Linked DNA regions of Homo sapiens: region 1 is linked to region 2. A link is an interaction called in ENCODE POLR2A ChIA-PET data of the cell type or tissue named here. Cell type or tissue: HepG2. All regions are shown on one strand. Links, peaks and the distances in the headings refer to the core of each region. The heading gives the core; the rest is flanking DNA.

What was found. ChIA-PET counts read pairs that join two places held together with the same protein. Peaks named below come from ENCODE experiments on the same cell type or tissue, not always from the same donor. Only the 100,000 strongest peaks of a DNase experiment are listed, where the experiment ranks them.
Region 1: POLR2A ChIA-PET joins it to region 2 with 14 read pairs; 17 of 35 experiments call an interaction of 5 or more read pairs at or near these places.

The regions. Positions count from the first base shown.
Region 1 is chr14:95,545,058-95,560,627 of GRCh38, forward strand. No RefSeq gene overlaps it. Among named protein-coding and RNA genes, the nearest start is that of GLRX5, 18 kb to the left of the region's middle. RefSeq lists a cis regulatory region at 762-1,052 and enhancers at 2,726-3,601, 12,615-13,114. In HepG2, for the core only: a CTCF peak has its summit at 3,700; DNase peaks (open chromatin) are centred at 3,074, 3,674, 4,984 and 5,404; H3K4me3 peaks cover 1,451 bases.
Region 2 is chr14:95,449,523-95,457,522 of GRCh38, forward strand. It overlaps SYNE3 (spectrin repeat containing nuclear envelope family member 3), which reads right to left. Exons shown (of 18, transcript NM_152592.6): 5 at 7,655-7,816; 6 at 5,855-6,202; 7 at 2,725-2,861; 8 at 409-583. Among named protein-coding and RNA genes, the nearest start is that of SYNE3-AS1, 63 kb to the right of the region's middle. RefSeq lists enhancers at 1,797-2,589, 2,980-3,029. In HepG2, for the core only: a CTCF peak has its summit at 3,108; DNase peaks (open chromatin) are centred at 3,139 and 3,569.

The DNA of each region.
Region 1 (15,570 bases), core at 1-8,000, 96 kb after region 2:
GGCCTGGTAGAGCCTGGGGCTGTGCAGAGGCCCATGGGAAGGAAGCCCGCCTGGTGTGGCATGGAGGCTTTGTTCATCTCCAGGGACTTAAAGAGAGCGCTTGTCTAGAAACATATCTTTACGGTGGCAGAGGTGGGAAGAAGGATGCATTTTCTCATAATAAGGGCAAAAAGGACAGAACGGCTCTTTTCCCCAGAGCTATTCTAGAGGCTTGTTCTTCGTTGCTTATTTAATCTCCTTGAGTTCCTCTCGAGAATACTCTAAAAACAGACTTCCTCCATGAGGTCAGGCTAGAACTGATGGAGTTGCCCCTGCTCCCCTTCCCCAGAGGTTTTGGAAGGGGAAGGAAAGCTGTAGCCCCACGCCCCCACCCTGGGGACTGCCCCATCAGATTAGAGCACTGCTCCTCAGCAGTCACCCACCTCACCGTGTTAGAGAAAAGAAAAATAGATTATTCTCAGAAAAAGGTTATTACATTAATTGTCTGCTACATCCCATGATACCTTTATGTCTTCTGTAAGCTAAGGGACCTTAGGATCTAAGAGGAGGTTAAAACACATCCATTTGAGCCATTTGGTTTAGAAATGAGGGAAGCAGGAGCACTAGAAGGATCTACCTTGCCCTGTAGACAGAGTCACCATGAATAAGTCACTTCATACTGCCTCTGGATGGATACAGGCCGTGGACCAGAGGCCGGGTCTGCAAAATTGTCCCTTGCCATCACATCTAGTGAGGAGTGTGATACGTTTTCACAATTTTGCTTCTTTTGGCTTTTCCTTGAATCTGCCTGTGTGCCCTTAGGTTTCATCTGAAAAGCGAAATGATGAGAAACTTATTGATGGGAAGCATCAATGTAAGAAACCTCTCTAGAATATGATTGGAGCTAGGAAAAGGCTGCCAAGTGAATAATTTGACTCATGCTTATGAGTCATAGTGAGATCATATCAAAGTCACTAGGGAACTTATAAGTTGAAGGAATCACTGGGCTCTACGAGGAATGTAAGTCTTCTTTCTCAGAGTTAATTAATAATTTTTTTCTATATGCCTAACAAATCTCTACCAAGTAGAAAATTGAAGATGCTATCTAGTGTAAGTCTGAATAATTTTGATGGTCTGCATAATTAGAATTCACTGTGAGAATTAGAGCAGAGACACAGAGGTTCCTTGTGCAAACAGCAGTATCACGCACCTATTTAAAATGCAAGGACTGCTTCTCGGGTTTAAATGCACCTATTTAAAATACATTAGGCCTGTATTAGTGTGATTATATTGGATATTTGTCATAGCTTCAGGGTCTGTGTGATTAGACCCTTAGAAATCAAGTTATTTTAGAAGATTAAACATTTTATGATTTCAGGTAGTTTTTATTTTTTTCATGGATTGGTAGTTACATAAATGGCATTCTGCTTCATTAAGCTATGAGTTTTAGAGATATCTTAGGACAGAAGATAACTTTTAAGTTGGGTTTCGTTTTGTTGGCAGTGTTTAATTCACTTGTGTAGAATCTGGGAACCGAAGCTTTCCTTTAACTTTTCAAGCCATAGCAGCCAGCTTAAGAGAGAATTCTTGTTACATTTGTTAGGTTTACTTAGATATTTTGACATAAATTATATTTTGAGAAATCAGGTCCCTTGTTTGTGACAGGAGGGACTGTGCTAAGGGTAGAGGAATGACTTGTGTCGGCAAGGTTTCATTGGTGCAGATTGATTGATTGATTGATTGATTGATTGATTGAAAAAGGGTCTTGCTCTGTTGCCCATGCTGGCGTGCAGTGGCCTGATTATGGCTCACTGCAGCCTTGACCTCCTGGGCTTAAGCAATCCTTCCCACTCAGCCTCCTGAATAGCTGAGACTTCAGATGTGCACCACAACACCTGGCTAATTTTTTTATTTTTTAGAGACAGGGTCTCTGTGTTGCCCAAGCTGGTCTTGAACTCCTGGCTCAAGCGATCCTCCCACTCTGGCCTCCCAAAGTGTTAAGATTACAGGCATGAGCCACTGCGCCCAGCAGAAACAAATTTAAATGTGAGGTGAGAAAGCTTTCATGTGGGTTCCTGAGAGCCACCGACAGGAAAAGATATATATTAGGGGATGGCCACACAAAACACTGATTGTTTTAAAAATTTAACATTCCACTTAAGAATTGTTTAGTAAATCTAAAAAGCAGCTTTAAATTGTGCCTAAGAACCATATAATAGCTACTATGAAGCAGAGCAGAGGAATGGTGAAGAGAAAAGCCATTTTAAGGTCCAGGGGCTTACAGAGACGCATGGGGTGACCAGGTGGACTCTTGTAAAGCCACATTCCTGTCTTATTTCCTGAGAGTAGCATCACTTTAGGTCTGAAAGCTATGTGGGCATTTTGCGTGAGGGGAGCATTGTTTTCTTGGCGGTTGCCCTGGGAGCCCAGTGCAGGTGAGCTGAGGGCAGAGTCTCCCTTAGGGCAGAGATGCCACTGAAGGTGCACCTCACCTCAAAGATCCCTATCCTGGATTCAGTCAGAATAGCCATGTTATTCTCCTCCTTGTGAACCTCCCGGGGCACCCGGTTGTGTCACAGTGAAGTCTCTCCTATCCCAGAAAGCCTTCCCTGACCCCAGACGGAACAGACCCTTTAATCCACTCTACAGCCCTGTTCTTTGTTCATCACTCCAGGACCTAACTGCCTGTTACTTGGCTTTATTCAGATCCCCTCTGGCCAGCATACAGAGTGCCCCAAAAAATACATTTAGAAAAGAGTGAAGAATTTCCTTTCTTCATTCCTTTTGGATTAGTCACAAGAAATGTTAGGCTATTACAGGTTACAGCCTCGCAACACCGCAGTAGCTAAGAGCCGGGACTCAAGTCACCCTCCCTGGGTTTGCATCCCAGCACTTGCTGGGTGTGCTACTGACCTCAGACGACTTAGTAACCTCCCTTCCTGCTTAAGTGGGCAAATAGCAGATGCCACCGACCTCAGGCGTGTTACAAGCTTAGATGACAGCACCCTGTCGAGACCATGGCTCATAATGAGCTCTCACTGTAAGTTGACCTTGACAGTTAATGTTGGATTACACCTGGACTTGGTACCGCGCTGTGGTATCCACCACCGTTCGGAGGGTTTAAGGGAGCAGAGAAGGACAGGCTGATGAACACAACATCGTTCATGTTTGGTTGCCCCTGGAACATAGAGACTCATTGTTGAAGGCAAAGGACAGATCTAATCCTTGTGATGATCTATCAGTGGACTGCCCAGCAGCCCTAGGGGACGGCAGGGCCTTCAGCCAGAAAGAATTCCCTGTAAAGTATCTTTCCTACGATTATAGTTTGACTTACTGCCACCGAGTTTTATTTTTAAAAATACTGCTTCTATTTCATACCAAAGTGGAGAGTCTTTTCTGAACCGATATGTTAGACAGTTATTGTGTTGAGTTATGCTTCAAAGAATGCAGTTTAACCTTGAGCTAATTCTAATTTAGCAGTAGCAAGGATTGTGACACTGGGTTCTACTGTACCTCATTAGCCATTTTCACAGGGATTCGTTTTGCCAGAAAAAGGAGGTAGAAATGTTCGCCGGTTCCTAGGAAATTTGGTGAGCAAATATGGAAAGTATTTCCAGATTATTGATGTGTCTTCACTAGTCCTGAGCAAGCTATCAGCTTTGATCATCACCACCACCGATGAAGCAACCTTCCTGGGGAGGCCATGCTGAGCCCGAGTCTATGGGGACCTCTTCTGGCTCCAGACCCAGGCTGGGCAGAGGCTGAGACTTCAGCTGGGTGTCAGATACCCCTCACCCCTTGCCCTGATCTTGGGGGCGTTAGGGTGCTGTCAGAGTCTGACATAGGTATTAAAATATTTCAAATCTCAAGGAGAACTTCAGAGTTCTTCAGTACATTTACAAGTAAATTGTAATCCTGGGAAACTAGCAGCACACTTCCTGTTATTCTGGCTTCTTAAATTCTTTTGTTTTTTGTTTGTTTTTGAGATGGAGTCTCTCTCTGTTACCCAGGCTGGAGTGCAATGGCGCGGTCTCGGCTCACTGCAGCCTCTGCCTCCTGAGTTCAAGCTATTCTCCTGCCTCAGCCTCCTGAGTAGCTGGGATTACAGGCACCTGCCACCATGCCCAGCTAATTTTTTGTATTTTTAGTAGAGACGGGGTTTCACCATGTTGGCTAGGCTGGTCTCAAACTCCTGACCTCGTGATCCACCCGCCTGGGCCTCCCAAAGCCCTGGGATTACAGGCATGAGCCACCGCGCCTGGCCTTTAAGTTGTTTTTTAACTTTTTTCCATGATTCCTTAGTAAAGTCTCCTTAAAATGATTCTTGGGAGAGCAGAGGGCAAGGGGCAGTGTCAGTTACACCTGACTAAGTTACTTCAGTTCAGGTGCACTTCGTACAAAGTGTGGTGGGATGTCCATGTCCTAATCCCTGGAATGTGTGACTGTGTTACCTGGGGTAAGTTTAAGCTGTGTTTAAGTTCAGGATCTTGAGATAGAGAGATTGTCTTGGATCACCTGGGTGGGCTTAATGTAATCACAGGTGTCCTGGGCAGGAGGGAAGCAGAGGTTGGAGTGATGTACTCTGAAGAGGGCGGAAGGGGCCACAGGCCAAAGATCGCAGGCAGTCTCTAGAGCTGGAAAAGCCAAGGAAACGGATTCTCCCCTGGAGTCTCCAGAAAGAACACAGGCCATGATTTTAGCCCAGTGAAAGTCATTTTAGACTTCTGACCTCCTGCCCTGTAAGATTAAAAATTGGTGTTAAGCCACTAAGCTTGTCATTTGTTACAGCGGCAAAAGGAGACTAATACACCTGGCTGCCTGGATTTTATGGTGGATGCTTACTTGGTATAAGCAGACAGGGGGAAGGGTCAAACAATTATTGAGCATTTAGATCCGTAATTTGTTTCTCACCAAAGATCTGCAAATGTGGGATATTCTCTCTTCCTTTCAGATGATGACACAGAGACTGGGAGGGGGTCAGGTTACTTGTCCAAGGTCACTACCTGGTGGAATTTGAGCTGTGATCAGATCCATATTGTAGCACCCTTCGGAGGGCCGGCTCAGTGAGTGCAGCCGCTTAGTGCAGCTCTGGCTGTGGTGTCCAGAGTGTTCGCCCTGCAGCCCTGAGAAGAACTGAATTTGAGCTTCAGTTGCCTGTTGAAAGAGCCAGGGAGGCCAGGAATTTTGGAAGTTGCCCCTGGCCATCCACTATCAAGTATGTGAAGGAAGCAGAGGGTCCCACCTCTGAGGTCAGACAAATGGAAGGTGAATGCAAATGATGCCTCCTTGCAAATGATGCCAGGGAAAGCCTCCTGGGCCCCGTGTGTTGTGCGGACAGGTGGCCAGGCCAGAGGTCCCACTGGACTTCACTCTGAAATTCCAGACAGCAGGAAGTAAACAAAGTGCTTTACGAGCGAGTTCCCGCGGTCTGCTGGTCTTTCCCTGCACTTCCGTCCGACCTCGGTCACAGCCCTGGGTGGGGTCAGATATTTCTACCCATACTCAGGGCCACCTGTTGCCCCAAGTTCTCACTTCCTGGCAGTGTCCCTCTGCTAGCCCTTGCTGCTGCCCCCACCTTCCTCTGTCTGCCCGCCACCCCCCAGCCTTTTCCTTGGTCACAGTTGTCCTTTTGTTACCTGCGGTTATCAGAAACATGGTCAAATAGGGTATAAGCTTTTAGTATCCCATTCATTTGAAATTTTAACCTCGTTTTTAATAAAACAATGCATGCATATAATTAGTCAAATGATACTTTAAAAACTACAGTAATAATGAAAAACAGCACTCTCCTGCCTTTTGATCCATGGGTCCTGCTCTCTATAGGAAACAAATTTCCATTTCTTAAGCAGTTTCTTCTGTTTCCCTCCATATTTCATTTTCCTTTCTCTTCCTTTCTTTTTTTGTTTTGTTTTGTTTTTTGAGACAGGGTCTCACTCTGTTGCCCAGGCTGGAGTGCAGTGGTGCAATCACGATTCACTGTAACCTCGACTTCCCAGGCTCAGGCGATTCTCCCACCTCAGCCTCTCAAGTAGCTGGGAATACATGTGTGTGCCACTACGCTCAGCTAATTTTTTGTATTTTTAGAAGAGATGGGGTCTCACTGTGTTGCCAGGCTAGCCTCAAACTCCTAGGCTCAAGAGATCCACCCACCTGCTGGGTGGACCCCAAAATGCTGGGATTACAGGCGTGAGCCACTGCACCTAGCCAATATTTTTTAATGTGCTTATATTGCTATTTCTTTGCTAATAAATCAGATATTATCTAATCTCTTTGCCATTTTGATAGATAAGAATGCTCTCATATAATCATCAATCTACCCTACTTCTCACTGTTCCCTATACAATTAGCGCAATCATCAGTCTTTACATTATTATTGACAATATATATGTTAGTGAAATAAATATATATAAATAAGCAAATGCTGTATTCCTTTTTTTAACTTTTATCTCCATTTATTAAAAATTGCCTTTTTTTAGTTGTTTATTTTCTATTTGATTATTTTGTATTGGATTTTTATACAGTGCACAGGCATCTGCCAAATACCTGTCAATAAAGTTTTTCAACAGAAGCATCAGATAACTCATAGTAGCCCTTGCCCCCTGCCAAGCTCCCTCCTGGAATCCTCCACCCTCCAGCTGCCCTCTGATGTCTATCATCATCCTTGCTCTTCCTGTGTTGAGTTTTCTGTTCCCTGTGTCCCGCATCTTGGTCTTTGTGCTTTATTCCTTTGCTCTGCTGGAGCACATCCTGCCAAAGCTTCCTAAAGAAGATGCATGGGTGGTTCACTTTTTGAGACCAGGTCGTTGGAAAAGGTTTCCTTACTCCCATACTGTTACACAACTTGGGTCTGCCTGCTCAGCACAGTAAGACCAGATATCCACACTGAGGCTTCGCAGCAGTAGAAAGGAAGCCATTTATTTGCAGGGCACCATGCAGGGAGGACCAGGAAGCAAATGCTCAAATCCTGACTCCCCTGATGGCTTGTGGGTAAGGGTTTTTAGAGGTGGGGTACATTTCAGGAAAGTGGAAGCTACAGGCATAATCATGAATCAATACATAGAGATTACACATTGGTTTTGGCCTTGAAGGGTGGGATATTGTGAAGGAGGGGTGGGGCTTACAGGTAGGTTCAAAGATGTTCTGATTTGCAATTGGTTAAGGAAGAGAAGCTTTGTTTCCAACTTTGGGGTCCGTAGAAAAGAATATTATCTCAGGCTCATGGGTGTGGCTCCCTCCAGGCCCCTCAGGAAAAAACTTAGAACAAAGAATGAAGTCCAGACTTCAGTCCCCAGTTCCCTTATCTGAGATACACGTGCCAGTGATTTGTTGGGTGGGGGTCCGGGTTTCTAAAAAACTCAGACATATGTTAAGATGGTATCTCAGTTTCTATAGGGAACCAAATATCTCATGGCTAACTTCCTGGCTACTAGCTTAGGCTGCTATTACCTTCTTGCTCACCAAGTTGCCTACTTAATTCTTAGAGCTAGCTGGTGCCTCGAATTTCCCTTGGAAGCTTCATGGGACCAGGGGGCCCTGTTTTGTTCCCTGGTGCACTCCAAGTGCTTAGAATCACGCCCAACAGAGGTAGGAGCTCGCTATTTACTTATTGAATGGATAGACGGGTGTTAGGGCCACAGCTGTAGCCAGACATGGCTCCTCGTAGGCAAGTGAGGGGCGTGGCTGAGAGCACAGAAAGCTCTGCCATGACAGCAGAGTCTGCCTGGGCATCGGGAGGCACAGAGCGGGGGTCTCCTGGGGCTGAGGGCTATTGAGAAGCGATGCCAGCATGAGTCTTAGAGGACAATGAGCCTGGGACCACCAGGCAGCAGCAGACAACGTTCCTTAGTAGGTCATCTTTGCTGTCACACCCTAAGGAGATGGTGTGCAGCTGACAGTTGTGGCCCTGTCTTAAGTGGATAGGGTCCCACAAGATCATGTGTTGTGCTCAGCAGTGATTATGCTGGTAGAACCTGTACCTTTACATTGAGCCAGACCTTGAATGTGTGGCAGGCCCTAGGCATGTCGCACTGCAGGTGTGTGTGTTGCTGAGTTGCAAGTAGCCACAGGACCCCAGACACACCAGCACCACACTTCGACCCATGCACTCAGGGACCCTTGCCCTCTCTGGTTGCTCCCCTGCCCGCAGGACAGCGAGTCAGTGGGTCCAAGGGCTGTGATCACCTGAGCCCTTGCTCTCTTCCTCCCCAGACCCTAATACAGGTAACAGGGTCTAGGAACTCCCTGCCCCAATGTTCAGGATCTGCGTCCAGGCCCATGAGCTTCTAACCCAGTCCATGCTCCTGAAGAAAGGCAGCACCACCACCCTGGGTGTAAGGACCCCTCTGCGGGAAGGGTGTGGGGTATTGTGGACAGAGCCTGAACACAGAGCTCTGTTGCTCACACTCAGACCCCTCTGGGTGCTGCACGTGTGACCCAACAAAGCAGGTCTGGACGCTCACTGCTGGCCGAGCCCAACTAACAAGAGTGACATCTGATAGAAAGAAAGTGAATTTATTACCCAAACTAGTAGAGGGGAGGCAGCCGAATTCCTGTCCAAATTAACCACTTCAATTTTTAGCAGGAAGGCAAGAGTTTAAAAAAGAAAAACTTGATAAGGAAGGCATGGAAGACTTGGGCTGAGCATAATGTCTGTGTGTCTTGTTTTGGTGGCTGCGTCAGGTCCCAGTCCACCTGGACCTCGGGCTGACATCATCTCCATAATGGCCGGGCTGTTCATCAGCCGCCTTGAGGTCATCCCTGAAACTTTGCAACTGGGTCTCCAGACTTGGTCTGTTTCAAGATCAGCCCCTGGAACTTCTAAGAAGGCACACAATTAGATACTAACATACAGTTAGACAAACGTAAAGAGAGTATGGATGGTGGGAAAGGGAGGGGCATGGAGTCTATTTTGAGGCTAAGGAAAAAGGCTTTTGCAGTTTCCCTCAAGATTGTGTCTTGAAACCCAAGAGAAAGGGAAAAAAGTTTGAAATGCATTTTGAAGTTAAGCTGCCCAGTTACACATGGAAACACGGTTGCTCTCCCTATACCCGCTTAAGGATGTGACCTGGGGTGTCTCTTGCCTCACTTTGCATGCTTGTTTATGCTTCTACCTTGGGGTCTCTCTTGCCTCACTTTGCATGCTTGTTTATGCTTCTACCTTGGGGTCTCTCTTGCCATTGCAGGGGAGAGTATTTGAGGAACAGTTCAATGGGATTTAAGACTGTTTGAGAGGAACCCACAGAGGGGTGGGAGATCACTGGCTTGGGGCATTCTGGGCTGAGCCGTGGGCTTCCTTTTGGTTCTGTCTCTGGGTATGTGTTCTTTTGGTAGGTCTGTGCCAAGAACAAGCTTCACCACTAGGATGGCTGCCTGGGAGCTCTGGAAAGAGAAGTGGACAGCCACAGGACTGGCTATTTGTATCTACAGGCAGGTGGGCTCAACTTGGATGTAAGCATCTGCAGGATTCAGCAGCCAGAGGGACACTGGGACTGGGGCATTGGATTTGGTATCAATCACGCTAACCAGTCTCTTTTCTCCTCCTGCCTCCACAAACCAGTGGTGTGGGCTTTTGTGAAGGAGTCTGCCCCCTTCCTTCATGAAGTCACAGTGGGAGCCTCAGAGCGAGGCATTTGGGAGTAGGCAGTAAAGGGCTAACTGAACAAGCTGGGAGTTCCCAAAACCCTGCCCCTTTCAAAGAAAGAACTGGCTTTTTATCTCCTTCTGGGAGATAACCCAGCAGACCTGGGAATACCCTGCCTAGGAAAGAGTGCTTTTGTGTGCCCAAGGCCCTGGGCCCCATTGGGTCAGTTTGACCTCTGAGGGGCTAGAAACTGAGGAATCCCTGCACTTTGGGAGACCAAGGCGGGTGGATCACTTGAGGTCAGAAGTTCAAGACCAGCCTGGCCAACACGGTGAAATCCCATCTTCACTAAAAATACAAAAATTAGCCGGGTGTGGTGGAGCCTGCCTGTTATCCCAGCTATTTGGGAGGCTGAAGCGCAAGAATCGCTTGAACCCAAGAGGCAGAGGCTGCAGCGAGCTGAGATCGCACACCTGCACTCCAGCCTGGGCGATGGAGCAAGACTCTGTCTCAAAAAATAAAATAAAATAAGGGTCAGAAGTGAACTCTGGGGCCTAAGTCAGTCATATGGGCGCTCCAGCAACACCCTTGGATACCACGGCTCGGTCTCACATCTCTCTCTTGGGTGAGCTTCCGTGGCTGTCAACACTTTGAGTGTGTCATCATACATTGCTGCTGGAAGAAACGCACGCTGTCTGACTCCATTGGGAAGCATATCTGGAAGCTCGTGCCTGGTCTCTCCTGGACTCCACCCTATGCACCATTTACCATTGCTTAAAAAAAAAATCTGTATCCTTTCACTCTACTAAACCAGACAGCAGCTGTTCTGAGTCCTGTGCATCCTTCTACGGAATCATGAAGTCTGAGGTGGTCTTGGGAACCCCCAGCACAGAGGGAGAATCTCCAGGTGGCTGGGCTTGGAACCCCCGAAGGATCATTTCTTTTTTTTTTTTTTTTTTTTTTTTTTGAGACGGAGTCTTGCTCTGTCGCCCAGGCTGGAGTGCGGTGGCGCGATCTCGGCTCACTGCAATCTCCGCCTCCCAGGTTCACGCCATTCTCCTGCCTCAGCCTCCGGAGTAGCTGGGACTACAGGCGCCCGCCGCCACGCCCGGCTAATTTTTGTATTTTTAGTAGAGACGGGGTTTCACCATGTTAGCCAGGATGGTCTCGATCTCCTGACCTCGTGATCCGCCCGCCTCAGCCTCCGAAAGTGCTTGGATTACAGGCGTGAGCCACCGCGCCCGGCCCAGGGATCATTTCTTGGTAACTTCTTACGAATTACCTCTACCACTACCAGGCAGACTTCGTGATTCTTGGACCCATGAACTTTCCCATTGTGCCTGGTGCATAGCTGGTCAAGACTGGAACATGCAGGCAAAGTCTTTTCTAACTCAGGAATGACCATGGAGAAACGAACAGAGTAGAGAAATGGGCTTACAAGACACGGTTCACTCACCTTGGACTTGCTGCCCACTTGTTAGACTTATTTCCTAGCTCAGACCCCTCACTCCCACCCCCAGAAGCTCACACCTGCATCTCTACTCCTTTAAGGATCCAAGCTAAGAGAAACACTTCTAACTCCTCTCTTCCACCTACCTGAGCGTTTCTCAGCAGGGATTTCTTGCCTAGGCTTCAGCCTCCTCCCTTGGCCAGTGTCCTTCGGAAAGACGCCTGACCTCTGTGCCACGTGGTAACCCCAACCCTCATCAACACACAGTAGGGAGACTGCGGAGGGATTGTTTTGTAGCAGGACATTGAGCAAATTGCTTCTCTTCTCTGCCTTTCAAAGACATCTGGATTTTCATTTATTTATTTTTGAGACACCGTTTCACTCTGTCCCCGAGGCTGGAGTGCAGTGGTGCGATCTTGGCTCACTGCAACCTCTGTCTCCCAGGTGCAAGGGATTCTCCTGCCTAAGCCTCCCGAGTAGCTGGGATTACATGCAGGTGCCACCATGCCTGGCTAAGTTTTGTATTTTTAGTAGAGATGTGGTTTCCCCATGTTGGCCAGGCTGGTCTCAAACTTCTGACCTCAAGTGATCCGCCCATCTCGGCCTCCCAAAGTGTCAGGATTACAGGCATGAGCCAGCGCACTGGGCCTATTTATTTAATATTTACATTTGAAGACTTTACCCAGTGTTGACTAATGGTAGCAGAGTTGGCCACTAGAGATACTGATTTAAAGCAGGAGCTTGGGCTGAACCCAGCTGAGAACTAAGAGCTGAAATGAACTTATACTAGCTAGTTGAACTCCAACTCTCATGGAACCGCTTTTTGTGTTTCTAAGTATAAGGGAAAACACTGCTTCCCATTTTTTCCCAATGGGAGGACTTTTGAAAACGTTTTGATAGTTTAAATATAAAAACCTTTATGGATGTGGATGACATAGTCAACTATATTAAATATATGGTACACCAACTATGTTAAATGTGTTTTAACACACGCTTAACATTTTACCAATGAGAGCATTGAGGAACAGAGAAGATGTGTAACTTGACCAGGGACACACAGCTGAAAAAGCGGAAGAACTAGAAAATATAAGGCCAGGCAATTGGCGCTGGAGCCCACAATCTATTAATTTAGCTACATTTAATATATCATCAAGTAATACATTTATTTACAAATGTTGCTTTTCTTCTCAGCTTGTGAAACAACTACTAAAATGCTCTGCTGGAATTTTCAGCATCAGTGTCTCTCATGACTGGAGCACTTTTTGAGCTCTGCCACAAGTTTCCAAGAGCAGCGCTTCTCAAACTTCTCAAACGTGATTGTGCATGTGACTCACCTAGGGATCTAATTCAAATGCAGATTCCTACCGCGCATGTCTAACAAGCTCCCAGGTGTCTCCGCTACTGCTGCTGGTCCACACACCACAGCATGAGAATCAACGTCAAGAGTGCCTTTCCTTGACTTTTTTGAGACAGGGTCTTGCTGTGTTGCCCAGGCTGGGGTGCAGTGGTGTGATCTCTGCTCACTGCAACTTCCGCCTTCTAGGCTCAAGCGATCCTCCCGCCTCAGCCTCCTGAGTAGCTGGGATTACAGGTGCACACAACCACGCCCGGGTAATTTTTTGGTATTTTTGGTAGAGACAGGGTATTGTCATGCTGCCCAGGCTAGTCTCGGCTGCCCAGGCTGCTCCCGAGCTCCAGCGACCCACCCGCCTTGGCCTCCCAAAGTGCTGAGATTACAGGCAGGAACCACTACACTCAGACTACCTTTACTTTTATTTAAGTTTTCTGAGCTGGAGCAGTTTTGAATCCATGTATGACCACTTCCATGAGCATTTTATCTTAAGCACATTAGGACACTGAATTTTTTTTTCTGTAGGTGTTTAACCATGGTCTCTATGATGTAACTACCCATCGATTTGCTTTTTAAAGTGATCTTTAAAAGGCTTGTTTACCGTATGAAAGAATGCTCAACATCACTAATCATCAGAGAAATGCAAACCAAAACCACAATGAGGTATCATCTCACACCAGCCAGAATGGCTATTATTAAAAAGTCAAAAAACAACAGATACTGGCCAGGCTGCAGAGAAAAGGAAACCCTTATTGGTGGGGATGTAAATTAGTTTACATTGTTTGGTGGGAATGCAAATTAGTTCAGCCACTGTGGAAAACAGTTTGGAGATTTCTCAGAGCATTTAAAACAGAACTACCATTCCACCTAGCAATCCCATTACTGGGCATATATCCAAAGGAAAATAAATCATTGCACCAAAAAGACACATGCACTTGTATGTTCATCACAGCACTATTCACGATAGCAGAGATATGGAATCAACCTAGGTGCCCATCAAAGGTGGATTGGATAAAGAAAATGTGGTATATATACACCATGGACTACTATGCAGTCATAAAAAAGAATGAGATAATGTCCTTTGCAGCAACCTGGATGCAGCTGGAGGCCATTATACCAAGTGAATTAATGCAGAAACAGAAAACCATATACCACATGTCCTCACAAATGGAAACTAAACATTGGGTACATATGGATGTAAACAAGGAAACAGTAGACACTGGAGACTACTAGAAGCGGGGAGAGGGAGTCGGGAAAGGGCTGAAAAACTACCTATTAGGTACTATGCTCAGTGATGGAATCATTCCTACCTCAAACCTCAGTGTCATTCAATATATCCGTGTAACAAACCTGCACATGTACCCTCCCAATCTAAAATAAAAGTTGAAATTATATATAAATATAAAAATATATATGTATATATAAATATAAAAATATATACATATGTGTATATAAAAATATATACGTGTGTGTGTGTGTATATATATATATATATTTTTTTTTTTTTGAGACGGAGTCTCGCTCTGTCACCCAGGCTAGAGTGCAATGGTGCTATCTCAGCTCACTGCAACCTCCACCTCCTGGGTTCCAGTGATTCTTTTGCCTCAGCCTCCTGAGTAGCTGGGATTACAGGCATGCACCACCACACCCGGCTAATTTTTGTATTTTTAGTAGAGACAGGGTTTCACCATGTTGGTCAGGCTGGTCTCGAACTTCTGACCTCGTGATCTGCCCGCCTGGGCCTCCCGAAGTGCTGGGATTATAGGCATGAGCCACCGCGCCCTGCCGAAATTCTATATTTTTTAAAAGGCTTATTTACAATGTCGTTCAACATTCCAGCTGGGATTACTAGCTGTATCTGGTTTAAACGTGTTTGGCCAAACAGCTCACCTTGAGGTCATTTCAGGCTAATGTGGCTTCCCCAGAAAGACTGTAGTTATTTAAACTAAAGTAATTGAAAGAGTGCCCAGTTATGTAAGAATCTGGAAAGATTAAACAATAAGCACCTATTCTTTTCAAGAGATAGTCTTGGGAAACGTGAATCTTGCTGATGCAGGCCTTTTGCTTACAGAACTCAGCTGGGCCATGCACTGGCTGTGCCCCAGCCCCCGTGGCTTCTTTCTCACGCTGTCAGGCTTGGACCCACCCTCTGCTCTTGTTCCTTCTCTTTGGAAATTCTTCTTTCCTACACATCTACCTTCTTCTCATGATTCAGATCTTAATTCAAAGAGGTCTTTTCTATTGTCCTGGCTGGAGAGCAAACCCCAGCTTATTCCACCAGAACCCCAGTCAGTATCATCTTTTTTTTGTTTTTTTTTGAGACGGAGTCTCACTCTGTCACCCAGGCTGGAGTGCAGTGGCATGATCTCGGCTCACTGCAAGCTCTGCCTCCCGGGTTCACTCCATTCCCCAGCCTCAGCCTCATGAGTAGCTGGGACTACAGGCGCCTGCCACCACGCCCAGCTAATTTTTTTTTTTTTTTTGTATTTTTAGTAGAGATGGGTTTCACCATGTTAGCCAGGATGTTCTTGATCTCCTGACCTCATGATCTGCCCACCTCAGCCTCCCAAAGTGCTGGGATTACAGGTGTGAGCCACCGCGCCTGGCCCAGTATCATCTTTTATTCTTCTTCCTTCTTCATGACATTTACCAATACCTAAAACGAGCTTGTATACAAATGCATGTATGTACACAAGCATGTATGTATATAACTACATGTGTGTGTGAGAGATGGTACAGCATGTTTACCTTTTGCCAGAATGCAACTTCCAAAAGGGCAGAAACTATGTCTGTCTTATTTTTCTAAGGGCTTAACACTATTTATTGAATAATTAACAAAAGCTCATTCCTTAGACTGTTTAGGATGCCATAACAAAATACTGTAAGCTGGGTGGCTATAAAACAACAGAAATTTTGGCCGGGTGTGGTAGCTCATGCTTGTAATCCCAACACTTTGGGAGGTTGAGGCAGGCAGATTGCTTGAAGCCAGGAGTTCAAGACTAGCCTGGACAACATGGCGAAAACCTGTTTCTACAAAAAATACAAAAATTATCCGGGTGTGGTGGTGCATGCCTGTAGTCCCAGCTTCTTGGAAGGCTGAGGTGAAGGGATTGCTTGAGCCCAGGAGGTGGAGGTTGCAATGGGCCATGACTGTGCCACTGCACTCCAGCCTGGGCAACAGAGCAAGACTCTGTCTCAAATATATATATA
Region 2 (8,000 bases), core at 1-8,000:
TGACACCACTGAGCTGTGGCCTGGCACCCTGGACTGCCTGAATGTCGCTGTTTTAAGATACCGCAGGTCAGGTCAGGTTTCTTGCCACTTGGAGCTGCAGTAAAGGCAATGGCCTGAGAACGCTGCTCTCTCAGGAGTGCTAATGCCTCCACCTGGGAGATGCTTGCGGGTGGGGAGCGTCCGTACGGAGCCCCGGGTTAACCCCCAGGAGCCGAGCTGACCTTTGTCAGTGTAACAAGCAAGCATGGACGCTCCCTGTGCACCAGGACTCAGCAGACCGGGCGCAGTGAGCTCTCCCCAGATATCCGGAGGACCCGGAAACGGACCTTCCCCTGGGAGAGAGACTGAAACACCATGCCCCGCCAGTGGCCCACCCCAGCCCCACCCAGTTGGCAGGACCACGGTTACCTCGATCTGGGGCAGGAAGGTGTGAAGGGAAGGCAGGTCCGGCAGGCTGGCAGTGACCTCCAAGAGCCGCTGGGCCAGGGCCTTCCACAGCTGCAGATCCTGCAGAGGCCGCTGGAAATGCTGCCACAGCTCCACCGCCGCGGCATTGCGCAGCCTCGCGCTCTTCACCTTCAGGCTGCAAGGAGCGTGGAGGGAGAAAATGAGGGAGGAGAGAGAGTGGGTTCAGTCCAGGGATGAGGCCTCCGCCAAGACCCTCAAGAGGCCCAGCATGCACTGCTCCCAGGGTGGGCCTTCTCCTGTTTCAGTTGCTGGGAATGTCTGCAGCAGTAGACAGAAGATGTAGCTGGAAGGGACTTTGATTAATATCACTATGAAAAGGCATCAGCAGCAGGCCTGGGGTCTTCCTGAGGACAGACACTGGGGCTCCTTGGGACCTGTAGTCTCATATAATTTACATTCATGGGCAGGATACGGTGGCTCACACCTGTAGTCCCAGCACTTTGGGAGGCCAAAGCAGGAGGATCACTTGAGGCCAGGAGTACGAGACCAGCCTGGGCAACATAGCAAGACCCCATCCCCCCCAAAAAAATTTAAAAATTAGCCAGGCATCATAGTGCATGCCTGTAGTCCTAGCTACTCGGGAGGCTGAGGTAGGAGGATTGCTTGAGCCCAGGAGTTCGAGGTTGCAGTGAGCTGTGATTGCACCACTGCACTCCAACCTAGGTGACAGAGCGACACCTGTCTCCAAAATAAATACATAAATAAATAAAAGGCACGAGTGTTCTCTGATTCTATAGTAGGTATAAAGAGCTGGGAGTTTGGAGCCAGACAGGCCAGCTATATGACCTTAAGTGGCTCAATATTAACAAGCCTCAGTTTTCTCACCTATGAAATAGGCAACACAGTGCTCCTCTCATATAATCATTCTAAGTGTTAGATGAGATGACACATGGAGACATTATTCTTCCAGTAACGGAAAAATAATTCATTCAGACTGGCCCTCCCACTGAGTACAAAAACAAAAGATGAAAAAATTGCTTGATCAAAGTTTTAAAAAACAAATAATAGAAATGTGAGTCTAACCAACTTTGACCCTGAGGGCATTTGCCAATCTGGAAGAAATAGCTACAAAACTGAGTTAGGGTTTTGGCAGCCACTCAGGATAAGGGTCTATCAAAAATGGGCAGATTCTGAAAACAGCACCTCACATGAAGCTGGGATCGCAAAGGTCCATGCCCTCAGGATAAAAGTGCACTGCAAGCAAGCCAGTCCAACAGACGGATGGCCCAGCTTCATGACCAAGGAATACAAGCCTTGAAGATAAATTATGGAGACCCTAGACCAGTCCTGCCTGCCCCCAGGCACCTGGAAGAAGCAAACAAAACCCTTTCTTGAGTAAGATACCGTCATTCTAGGCCCATTTAATTTCTACGAATAATTTTTCAAACACAATGTCCAGCACCAAGTCATAGGAAACCAATACCTGAAATCTCAGTGAGAGAAACCAGAGGGAGAGGAAGACCCTTGGCCACTCTGTCTCCCTGCCTACTTTGTGCACAGGAAATCCAACCCCCCAACCCCAGCCCGACCCCTACCTTAGCATCCCACGGGGGATCCAGGCCACTGCCCCAGTTTTATAGATGTAGGCCTGAGCACGCTGTGGGATGAGAGCCACACAGCAAAGGTAGGAGCTCCCTTTGTTCATTCTGAAGGAGCTCCCTGTACCAGGCAGAGGTAGGAGATGCACGACAGCTGCGTGGACAGTTGTACCATGTTCAGAACACCTCGGAGGCTCATGCAGTGAAGACAGGTAACAGATTTCAAATCAACACTTTGCTCGGTTCCACACAGGGAGGATACAGGGCTGCTGCATTTGCTAAACTAGGAAGCTGGAGGTCCTGCTGTGCCTGAGCCCGGGGGCTGAGGGACACGTGGAGGCTGGTCTGGAGACGGCTCAGATGTTGAAGTCAGCATCCGAAGGCAGGGGAATGGAGTCTGTCTATTGAAAAGCCCTCCCTTTGGGCCATCACCCCTCCCCAATGCTAACCTGCATGAAGAGTCATGATAGGATGGGTGGCTGAGCCACTAGCCTGGATAAATGCAAAGTTCAGGCCTCTTTCTGGGAGCAAATGCAAAACAGTCAAAGGGGACAGTGTCTGAGCCAAGTGAGAACCTCTAAAAGCCAGTCATTGAGAGGTACAAAGAATGATTTAGAAGTTACTATGTTGTAGGAGAAAGCAAGCCCGCCTTCTGGAGATGGGGAAATGTGGGTTCCAGCACACCCTGAGTCCCACCACCCTTGGCCTTCCCAGATACCTCTGATACTCCTGGATGGTAGCGATGACACTATCAGAGAGTGGCTTCAGGTTGTGAGGGAAGACGATGAGCTCCTTCAGCTGGGCTTGCAGCCGGTCCACCCGGGGCTCCTCCGAGGCCAGCGCCGCCCGTGTTGCCTGCAGCACATGACGACACCGCAGCGGGAGGTGAGGCTCCTCAACAGGATAAGTGTGTGTGTGCAGGAGGGTGAGCGTGGCCAGTGGAGGTGGGCTAGGCTAGGAAGAAACTGTCACCAGGGGCAGGAACTGGGGCCCCACTCTTGAGCTCAGCCCCTACCCTCCCATCTCTAGCTCCATGACCTGGAACTCAGCCTTTACTGTCTGGTGCTGGGCTACAGTTCTGCTCTTTATTGCCCCCTACCTCCCAGCATTGCCATGGCAAACACTAGCTCCTAATGGTACAAATAACTAATACTCAGGGGACACCAATGCCAGGCTGAGCGCCCTGGGTGTCCCATTCGTTTAAGCCTCACAACAGTCCTGAAAGGCTAGTCTCCGTGTCCCAATGTTATTTACAAGGAAACTTGGGCTAAGAGCTCTCTGACGGTTGCAGAGTCTGTAGATGGTGGACCGGACATCAGAGCAGGGCCTCTTCATGCCTCTAAAGGTGCTTTGTGAACCCGGTTATTATTCTCGGCAGGCCTAGAAGCTATTTGCATGGACTATTCCTAAGCTGCTTCACTTCAACATGTGCAAACACTCCAGACACAGCCTTTCACTGCTGTCCTGGGAAGTTCCACGTTTGACCTTGATCTGCAGGACTCTCAGCCCCTTGCTTGGCCCTGCTCAGTAGGAGGCAGGGTGGGGTAGTAGAAAGTGCTGGGCTTTGCCACAACACAGAGCTGGCCTGGAGACCCACCTCTGTCTTTTCCTAGCTGTGCACTTTGGGCTGTTTCCTCTTTGATAAATGGGGCCACTCTCACCAACCACGTGGGTCGGGTGATATTGACAAGGCACTTGGTACAGAGCAGGGATGCATTAGTCCCTCCCCATCCCCAGCTCCCTCAATCCCAGGAGGCAGCCTTGTGCTTCTGTCCTTCTTGACCATACCGACCTCTGACCGATCCTCCATTCACAGGGAACCAGGGGCAGCTCCAATTAGGCTTAGCCTGGGGTGACCCACGGATGAACAGGGTTTAGAGTATTAAGCTCAAGGGAGAAAGCACAAATAGAGGGAAGGATTTTAGGCAGCAGCTGGGGCAATAGGGGCCACTATGTAGGCAGAAGGACACAGAATCTGCCCAGCCAGCCCTGTTCATTCTCAAAAATGTTCCTATTGCTATTCAATTAGTTAGCAAACATAATGACGTCTATGAAAGTTTTCACGGAAGACCAGACACAGTTGGTTTGTGGGAACTGGCAGGTTGAAAATCATTCATGAAGAAGCCCAGCACATCAGTGGTCAGGAAAGCTGGCCGGCCTGCAGGAATTCAGCAGGAAGGGCAAGGGTGCAGAGGGTGAGCAAGACTGGGGGCTGTCCCTGGAGAGAGGCCTGTCCAGGCCACTGGAAGGCCCATCATCAACTTGAAGCAGTGCTGGAACACCCAGGGCCCTCATTCCTGGGAAGGACGCTGCCCCATGGCTGGGTGGCCTGGCTAAGCATGACCTTTTTCTAGGCTCAGTTCCCTCCTTGTAAAATAAGACCACATCCCTTCCAGCTCTGACATGCCATGCTGGGACCTATAATGTTGTCAGGTTTAGTTTGCTGATTCCTTGGGAGGCTCAGGAGGGTGGACCCTGCCAGGTAGTTGCATTTCCTGACCAGACGCTGGATAAGCTACAAATCCACCCTGACTTCAACCTTTGCTGCAAACAGTCTCCCTGAAACAGATGAGGGTCCTGTTCCCGTCAGCAGAGGGATAACACAAGTCATACCCAGCCCTCTGCTCTCTCGGGAGCATCCCAGGGTTGCAGTCCCAGGGGGGATGGATCCACTGATGTCTGGATTCCTGGTCTGTTCCTCTTGCTATGTTAATTTTCTAGAACTGGGAGCCTGAGCTGGCCCAGTGGTTGGAAGCATATGACCTTGAGTCAGATTGCCTGGGTTCAAGTTAAAATCCCTGTCTCCACCTATTGGATGTATAACCACAGGCAAGTCTCCTAGCCTCTCAGTGCTTCATTTCACACATAACAGAGGTTAAAGTAATTTTCCGAAAGCCACTCAGTTAGCAAGGGGAGAAACTAGGACTTAAACCCAGCTAGTCTGGCCCCAAAGTCCCCATCCCTCACCACTGTGCCACACCACCTCCAAGGCGCATTGAGGCAGACAGTCCTAAAGCAGGGGACAGTTCCCTTTGGAGGAAGGTGATAACTGCAGGGTAACCTGTTCTGCTACAAGATCGAATGAGAAGACAGCCCTTTGTTTCTCCCTACTAAAAATATTTTTGCGTATGAGCAGAGATTAGAAGGAAGAGAAAACATATAACAACAGTGGCAGAGTGCAGGTAAGATCTGGGATGGCTTCCCTTGGAGGTATCTCCTCTCATGAAGTCGTGATCCTGAGTTAACAATAAATAAAGACAGAGGTGGGGAGGGCCGTTGCTTCTTATTTTAAAACTCTCTTTATCCACAAGTCAAGCTTCAGTTCGTATACCTCGGGGGAGGGCTGGGGAGCCTCTGATGGGATGTCATGTCGGGGTCTGGGAAGCACCCCCCACCACCGTGGGCCTCTGCTGCTTGGCCTCCTAAAGGCCCATGTTTGTTCCCCATGATCTCCACATTAAGAGTTTCCCCTTCTGATCCAATATTCCCTGTTCCACGCAGAGGAAGCCCACACCTTATCCCACCACTGGGCAGGAGAGTAGCTTTGAGGCCCAAACCTGGCTGCCCAATCCCCCTCTGCTGTTATTTATTCACAGACCTACCATGTGACTCTAGGGATGTTGGGGAAAAAAGTCTCTGTAGGCCCCAGCTTCCTCATCTAGAAAATGGGGATAAACACCCAACTTGTCTACTCCCCGCTCAGGGAGCTGAGATACCAAGAATCCCGGAGAAACAGAGTGAGTGTGCTCAGGGCTCAGCCCGATTCTCCATCACAGAGGAGGTCTGAGTGCCAGGACCCTGGGCACAGACAGCACCCTGGGCTCCATGACTCGGCCAAGCACGCTTACCGAGTAGCGTCTCCAGTGTGCCACCAGCTCGTCCTCGGTCCCCGCTTTCGCCGCAGGCTGCAGGCCCTCCTGGGCCAGCCTCTGCAGGACCATCCTGAACTCACTGAGCTCAGCCTCCAGCTGCTTAATCTGCTGCTCCCAGGCTCCCCTGGACCGGAGCAGGCCCCGCAGCCGCTCCTCCTCCTCCTCCCAGAGGGCGCGCAGCTTCTCCAGAACTTTCCTCATCTCTTCCAGTTCTCCGGTGATCTTCTCTGCACCCAAAGGAGAGGTGTTCCGAATGACACCCGCAGACTGCTCCTCCAGCGTCTCCAGAGACTCCTCGCCCCTGGGAAAATCTTTGGCAATGTCCTGAAGAGGGTAGAGGGGTGAGGGAAAAACAGGCAGGGAAAAAGAATACAGTTGCTGCATTTTCCAGAGCAGACCTGGGACTGCCCTGCAAAACACTGATTCCTGGAGTCCTGCGTTAGAGCCAGAGAGGGGCCTTCCCAAGGGCTGGACTGTCTGCCTTAAGTAGCATGGACTCACAACCTGAGAACCCTATTCCTTCCCCATAAGTCTTTTTCAAGCCATTTGATTAAGTCAAGGAGAAAGTCTCTGTTGGGTGCTTCTGTCTTGAACACTTTCTGACATTTGTTTATCTTCCTTTCCATGCCTTCAGCTGGAAACAGTGTGGAGCCAAATAGAACCAAATGGCTCCGTTCGGTTTCATTGTATTTATTTGTGTGGTTATCTACCTATTTGGAATTGGCACCATCTTTTCCATTTATGACAGTGATATGTTTTCTTTCTAAATAAATAATCATCAGTTTTTTTAAAAATGAGTCCATTTAAATACAAATATTAAAGAAATAGTTCAGATACTGCACAGTTGTGGCAAAATGTATCAAGTGGTTCTTGAATTATTAAAGACATTTTACCCACTCAGTTTATGGAGGGAGTCAGAGGCTCATTGAAAGCCATTCAGCAGGTGAAAAGTGGGGAGCCCACGTCTCCCGATGGCAGACCTGGCGCCTGCACCACGGTTCTTCTCCCTTGGCACCATTGCCACGTGGGCTGGATCGCTCTGTGCTGTGTGGGGCTGTCCTGTGCACTGTAGGATGGTTTTGCAGCATCCTTGGCCGCCACCCAGAGGCAGTAGCAACATCCACCCCCTCTACCCTCTTAGGACATTGCCAAAGATTTTCCTCAGGGCGAGGAGTCTCTAGACACTGCCAAATGCCCCCCATTGGAGACCCACCAGCCTAGACCATGCTTCTGTGGTCCTGGGTTTCCAAATGCTCTGCTGGCCAGGGATTTCCATAAAGCCTCTGAGGACCCAAGCGTTTAGACTAGATTCCACACTTCTCCTCACGGGGGTCTGTGGGCCATGGGTTCTTATATATTCTGTGGCACCAAGCACTGTCCTATTAAAGAAACTATGACATAGGTCAGGGTGTGGTGGCTCACACCTGTAATCGCAGCACTTTGGGAGCCCGAGGCTGGCAGATCACAAGGTCAGGAGATCGAGACCATCCTGGCTAACATGGTGAAACCCTGTCTCTACTAAAAATACAAAAAAATTAGCTGGGCATGGTGGCGGGTGCCTGTAGTCCCAGCTACTCAGGAGGCTGAGGCAGGAGAATGGTGTGAACCCAGGAGGTGGAGCTTGCAGTGAGCTGAGATCGCGCCACTGCACTCCAGCCTGAGCAACAGAGCAAGACTCCATCTCAAAAAAAAAAAAAAAAAAGGAACTATGACATAGAACCCACCCTCTGTGACTGTCCCTAGGGTCCCTCTGGTTGAGACACAGCTGGGGATTACCTGCAGTGTGGAGAGGCGCTGCGTGATGGGCAGCTTGCAGTTCCGCCCCAGGCAGCCATTCACCTTCTCCACCACCGCCTTCAGCCACAGTTGGAACTCGTCCACACCTGCCTGGTACTCCTCATGCTCCCGGGCCACCTGCTCCAGCAGATCTACACGCTTCTGTGGGAGGAGGAGAATCACCAGCCATGAGGGTCCCCAGCCCAGACAGCCCAAAGGCCAGAAAGCCCGTAGCCTGCCTGGGTGTGTGTGTGTGTGTGTGTGTGTGTTAGCAGGGGGTGCAACCAACCTCTAGCCCTTTCTCTAGACACAAAGAGCTCTCAGATACTCTGTTCTGCCTTACAAA